Regions from separate parts of the Homo sapiens genome. Here region 2 is linked to region 1. The links are chromatin loops, found by intact Hi-C in ENCODE. Cell type or tissue: Caco-2. All regions are shown on one strand.

Region 1 (2,500 bases):
GCTGACAGTGGCTGCTGGGCCACCACTCACTGGGAAGTCTGCAGGGCTGGCAGTGGCCATTGGCCTCCGCTGTCTACAATAACTGTTCCCTCTTTTCCAAGCCCAACCATGCCTGCCTCTCACACTTCAGCAGGGCTGCTTGTGGCTGTTCCCACACCCAACCCCTCATCTTCCAGTCAGACCACAGACACATTCCAGAACCCCACCAGGCAGCATTTACAGCTTCTAACCTCTCATAGTCACGAGACCAAGGAAAACTGCCTGCTACAGAGATGGTAGGAGAGGGAACGGGAAGGAAAAGCAAGAACCAGGAACTAGGTAGAGCCAAGAAATGAGTCATGGTGTGTGAGAACAGGGCTGACGGGAGGGGTGGGGTAGGGGGAAGAGGTGGACATCAAAAAGGACCTGACTCCAAGATGATATGCAATAATTAACCATTGGAGGGCAGAAAGAGACTAAACACTTTTTTTTTCTTTTTAATGAATAATTGCTAATACTCAAGAGATGAAATACTTCTAACTCCAAATCTATTTGTGCTTTACATTTTACGTTTGGGGTTAGCTTTGTAAGGTGACAAGCCACCTTAGGTATAAGAAACAATGATTTTCCCAAATGCTGACTTTATGAAAGGCCTATTACTCAAAAAGAGTATTTATTGTTAGAAGTAATGGTTAAAATATATGATTGCCTAGAAAGGAAGTAAAAAATGAAAATCTGAAACCCGTGGTGAAAAGAGTGAGGCAGCTGTAACCTATTCCTCAACTTCTGAGTGTTAACAGGGCCCGTGTGGGGGTGGGGAGTGGGGGGATGGGGGGAATGGGCAGTTGGGGCTTGGGCGGAGAGAGGGCTGGGCTGCTGTGAGCAGGGAGGACTTCAGGGCTGGGTGCTGCTGCTCTCAAATCACGGTCAGTCTGTCCCTCTCACCCACACCCACATGGTGCTTACCTCACTCGGGTCAAAGATAGTGGAAGGCACAACAATCCCATTGGCTTTGGCAGCCTTGCGGATGATCACCTCTGCCTCTTCAAATCGTCCCTGAGAGATGAGCCATCGGGGGGACTCAGGGATGAACCTGGCAGTACAAGGTCCAATCTCAGTGAGGCCTCCCTGCCAACAGCAGACCCACAGACCAGGTAGAGCACAGCCATAGGTGGGAATAAGGTTGCAGAACCAGAGCTTGTGGAATGTTTGGTGATCACAAGCCAGAAGCAAAGAGCTGATCCACACGCAGCAATAACCTGGGGTGGATGAGCTTATGTGTACCCCACACCGCACAAAAATGGGAGAGCCCTGCACCCCCTGACGGCATCCCCATGCTGGCTGGCCACCTCCATTTCTGAAGAGCAGTGTTGCCATCTGCTGGGCTGAGGAGATGGGTGCAAGATGGGCTCCGGAAGCCTGGCTTCTGTGCATGTCTATGTCAGCCCAGGCCCTGCTACACTCTCCTCCCTGTCCCCGGCACCAACAGAAGCTTCTGCACTGGCCTTTTAGCTTCTCTTCTCTCCTCACCCTACCCCTGATTTATCCAACAGATTAGTCAGATACTCTACCTAAAATAGCATGTTTGGCCAGGTGCAGTGGTTCACTCCTATAATCCCAGCACTTTAGGAGGCCAAGGCCGGTGGATCATTTGAGGCTAGGAGTTCCAGACCAGCCTGGCCAACGCAGTGAAACCCGTCTCTCCAAAGAAATACAAAAAAAATTAGCCAAGTGTGGTGGCAGGCACCTGTAGTCCCAGCTACTCGGGAGGCTGAGACATGAGAATCGCTTGAACTGGGGAGGCGGAGGTTGCAGTAAGTGGAAATCACGCCACTGCACTACAGCCTGGGCAACAGAGACTTTGTCTGAGAAAAAAAAAAGAAAAAAAAAGAAAAGAAAAAGAAAAGAAAAAAAGGAAAAAAATTAGCATGTTTATCAAGGCACTTGAGTGCTCTATGGATATTATTTTCCACCTTGCTGGGACCAGGTAGCCGCCCCCCACCCTCGGTCATGACTGGGCCCCATGATGTGCGGCTTACTCTCCCACTATGCCCTGAAATGCTCTCTGCTCCACTTGGGCTGGTGATCTCACCTTCTCCACCTGCAAGGGGTGATTCCCACCTTAGCACCTCTGCAGTGTTCCCCTCTTGGTCTGGAATGGCCTCTTCTCTGCCTGTTCAACTCCTCTACCTTGGTGGTGCAGAAGGAGCCTGGCTTCCTCCATGTGGCTACCCTGAGGACTCTTGCTTTTGGTGCCAGTGCCTGTGGCATGAGGCTTCAGCAGCACACAGCCAGAACTAGGGCCTACACTGTCCTGCCCTGAGGCTTGGGAACTTCCTACAGGGCATGCTGGACCCCATCTTCTCACAGCTACTGCTATTTTTCCCCACACTTGGGGCAACCCAGCACAGGGCTGAGAGCAAGTCTGTTGCTGTCATGGGATTCTGTTTTGTTTTGGCTCTTTTGAGTGTGGAGAAAACATTCTGAAATAATTTATAATCTATGCTTCCTGTCTCTGGGA
Region 2 (2,500 bases), 110 kb after region 1:
TGCAGATCACAGTCCTCTCTGGAGGAAAAGACTAATGCCAGTTCTTCCCAAGTGAGTCCCTAGATTCAGGGCAACCTGGTCACAGTTCAGAGGTTTGCTTTTCCAGAGCCTGAGGCATGCAGTCTCAACTTCTGACAACTGGAAATGTAGAGGAATAGCTTTGACAGGTTTGTAAATGACCAACAAGGAGGAGAGATTGGCTATTAAACTCCAACACAGTAGTAATTATACATTAACAGGGAAATAGATCAGATGACCAGAATCCAGTAACAAAGATTCGTACAAAATTAGGAAAAGTTCCTACCAATCATTAAGAAGAAGTTAAATAAGCCTTGGAAAAAAATCATGAAGGGTTTGGGGTAACTTACACAAGAACTGCTCTTTTGAGAGTGAGGACCACTCTGTTCCCTTAGTGCTAGGCACCCAGCAAACACACCATAAATGCTCAAAAACTGAATGTTCATCACTGGTAATCAGAGAAATGCAAATTAAAACAAACGCATATGACATTTTACTTAACAGACTGGCAAAAATGAAAAAAGAAACATAATATCCTGAGCTGGCAGGAGCACAAGGAAATGGGTCTCGTGCTGATGATGAATGTGAATTGATAACAGTTTTTTTGTGATTTGCGATAGCACAAAATTGAAAACAGCACAAATGTACGTTACTCTGGGCTCGCTAAATAGGCACTAAATAAAACGAGTCAGTTTCTTCTCCCGAGCAAGTAAACTAGAGGGTAGATCCACGCGACCCGGAGTCTAGGACACATCCTCGGGAGTGAACAGCCACAATTCACAGACGATGTGTGCAGCCGGGGCATGAAAGGCCCAAGGCAAACACACCACGAGGTAAACGCCGGGACTCTGAGGAGAGGGGTGGAAGCCGGGACTTCGAGGAGGGGTGGAATTGACTTAGAGACAGGAGGGAGCCTCTTGGAGGGCAAAGCTGCCCTGGGCAAGTGTTCTTTTCTTTCTAAACCTTCCTTCTGGTCTCTGTCTGGAAATTTAAGCGCGCCCCCTGGTGGGGGAGAGAGGAAGGGGAAGAAAAGGGGGTCTCGGAGGAGAATAAAGTGCTCGTGGGTGGAAGAAACCTGGAACAGAAAATGCCAGAAAAACCTGGAACAGAAGTGCAGACGGCCCGCGGCGGCCCCGGTGATCTCCACACTCAATCACCCTCTCCAGGGGAGCGATCGCTCCTGAGGCTGCCAGCACCCCACCACCACCCCCAACCCGCTAGTGCCGATGACGGCCACAGAGGCCTTTCTCGCCCCCAGCTCACCTTTGCACACACAGTTCCCCCGTGCAGAGTTTGTGCCTCCCTCATCTCTTAGTTCTCAGCTAAGACTTTCCCTGACCCCACCCAGGTCATACCTCCTGTCGTCGCGCCGCACGCAGCATCCCAGACCTCACCTTCGTATTACTAGAGCTGGCCCGTTGTGATTCAGGTCTGCCTTCCACCCAGGCTGTGGCCCCCTTCAGGGCAGCATGGTACCCGTCCTGCTCACTACTGCACCCAGAGCCTAGGACATGCCTGGCACCTAAGCAGATACTACTGTACTCGGGAGCCATGCATGGCCTGCGCAGGAGGGTGGCAGGCCAGGTGACAGGTTCAAGGTGGAGCAGAGGAGCTTTATTAGAGGGACAGGGTGAAACATATTTACACCGGCCGAGCAGGGACCTTAAGAAGCAGGCGTGGGAGCAGGGTCCCAGCTCAGACGAGTTCCACCTTGGCATTGGGGTACACCGCCACCACGTCGTAGCCCTCGGGCGGCTTCACGCGCGCCTTGGCGTGGCTCTCACAGTAGAGCCGCTCGTCCAGAAAGAAGTAACCACGCTGCTTGAGGTTCAGGCCGCAGTCACTGCACATGAAGCACTCGGGATGGTAGAGCTTGTCCCGTGCCTTGACGATGGTGCCCCTGATGGGGGGAACGAGACAGGACAGCGTCGAGTGACTGATGGGTTCACGACTGCGCCCGCATCCAGGGCCCTGGAAGGCTAGGGTCCGGGAGGGGCAGCGGGGGCGGTTACTCACACGATGCCGTGGCCGCAGCGCGTGCACTCGGGCAGCCCCTGCAGGCCGCTCAGCGGAGCGCCCAGCTTGCTGGCCGTGGGCTTGAGGTTCCGGGGGCCGCCAGGCCCGGGCCAATCCCCTGAAACCCGGAGCGTAGGTGGCATGAACGGGGTGAGGAGGTCAGAACTCCATTTCTGCGGGGTGTTTGGTTGGGCGCCAGACGGGCCATCGGCACCCGAGACTGGGGAACGGGTTTGGCGGGCGTGGGGTGAGGGGCAGCGACAGGGGGTGGAGAGGGAATCGGGAAGCCAGGGCGTAGCAAGGTTGTAGCAAGGGCGTGGGACCGGGCCGCAGAGACCGAAGAGGGCAGGTGACTGCGAGGCGGGACGTGGGGTCGCTAGGGGGCAACCTGGGCACTGCAGGGAGTGGGAAGGCAGATGGGGACAGGTGGCAGGCGTCTTACCGCCCTCGCCGGCCTCTAGCATGC

Evidence for each region. Hi-C counts contacts between places; a loop is a spot of excess contacts. Peaks named below come from ENCODE experiments on the same cell type or tissue, not always from the same donor. Only the 100,000 strongest peaks of a DNase experiment are listed, where the experiment ranks them.
Region 2: it touches region 1 in a loop (3-fold over the local background); 15 of 110 quality-filtered maps call a loop at or near these places.

Annotation. Positions count from the first base shown.
Region 1 is chr5:132,385,597-132,388,096 of GRCh38, reverse strand. SLC22A5 (solute carrier family 22 member 5) reads right to left here. Exons shown (of 10, transcript NM_003060.4): 5 at 946-1,072. Among named protein-coding and RNA genes, the nearest start is that of MIR3936HG, 17 kb to the right of the region's middle. RefSeq lists enhancers at 1,257-1,466, 1,607-1,656, 2,150-2,479. In Caco-2, a CTCF peak has its summit at 1,345 (motif pointing left); a DNase peak (open chromatin) is centred at 1,366.
Region 2 is chr5:132,271,443-132,273,942 of GRCh38, reverse strand. PDLIM4 (PDZ and LIM domain 4) reads right to left here. Exons shown (of 7, transcript NM_003687.4): 5 at 2,477-2,500; 6 at 2,035-2,152; 7 at 489-1,918. The coding sequence ends at 1,714. Among named protein-coding and RNA genes, the nearest start is that of PDLIM4, 15 kb to the right of the region's middle. RefSeq lists a silencer at 942-1,031 and enhancers at 826-1,325, 1,326-1,827. In Caco-2, a CTCF peak has its summit at 1,036 (motif pointing left); a DNase peak (open chromatin) is centred at 1,012.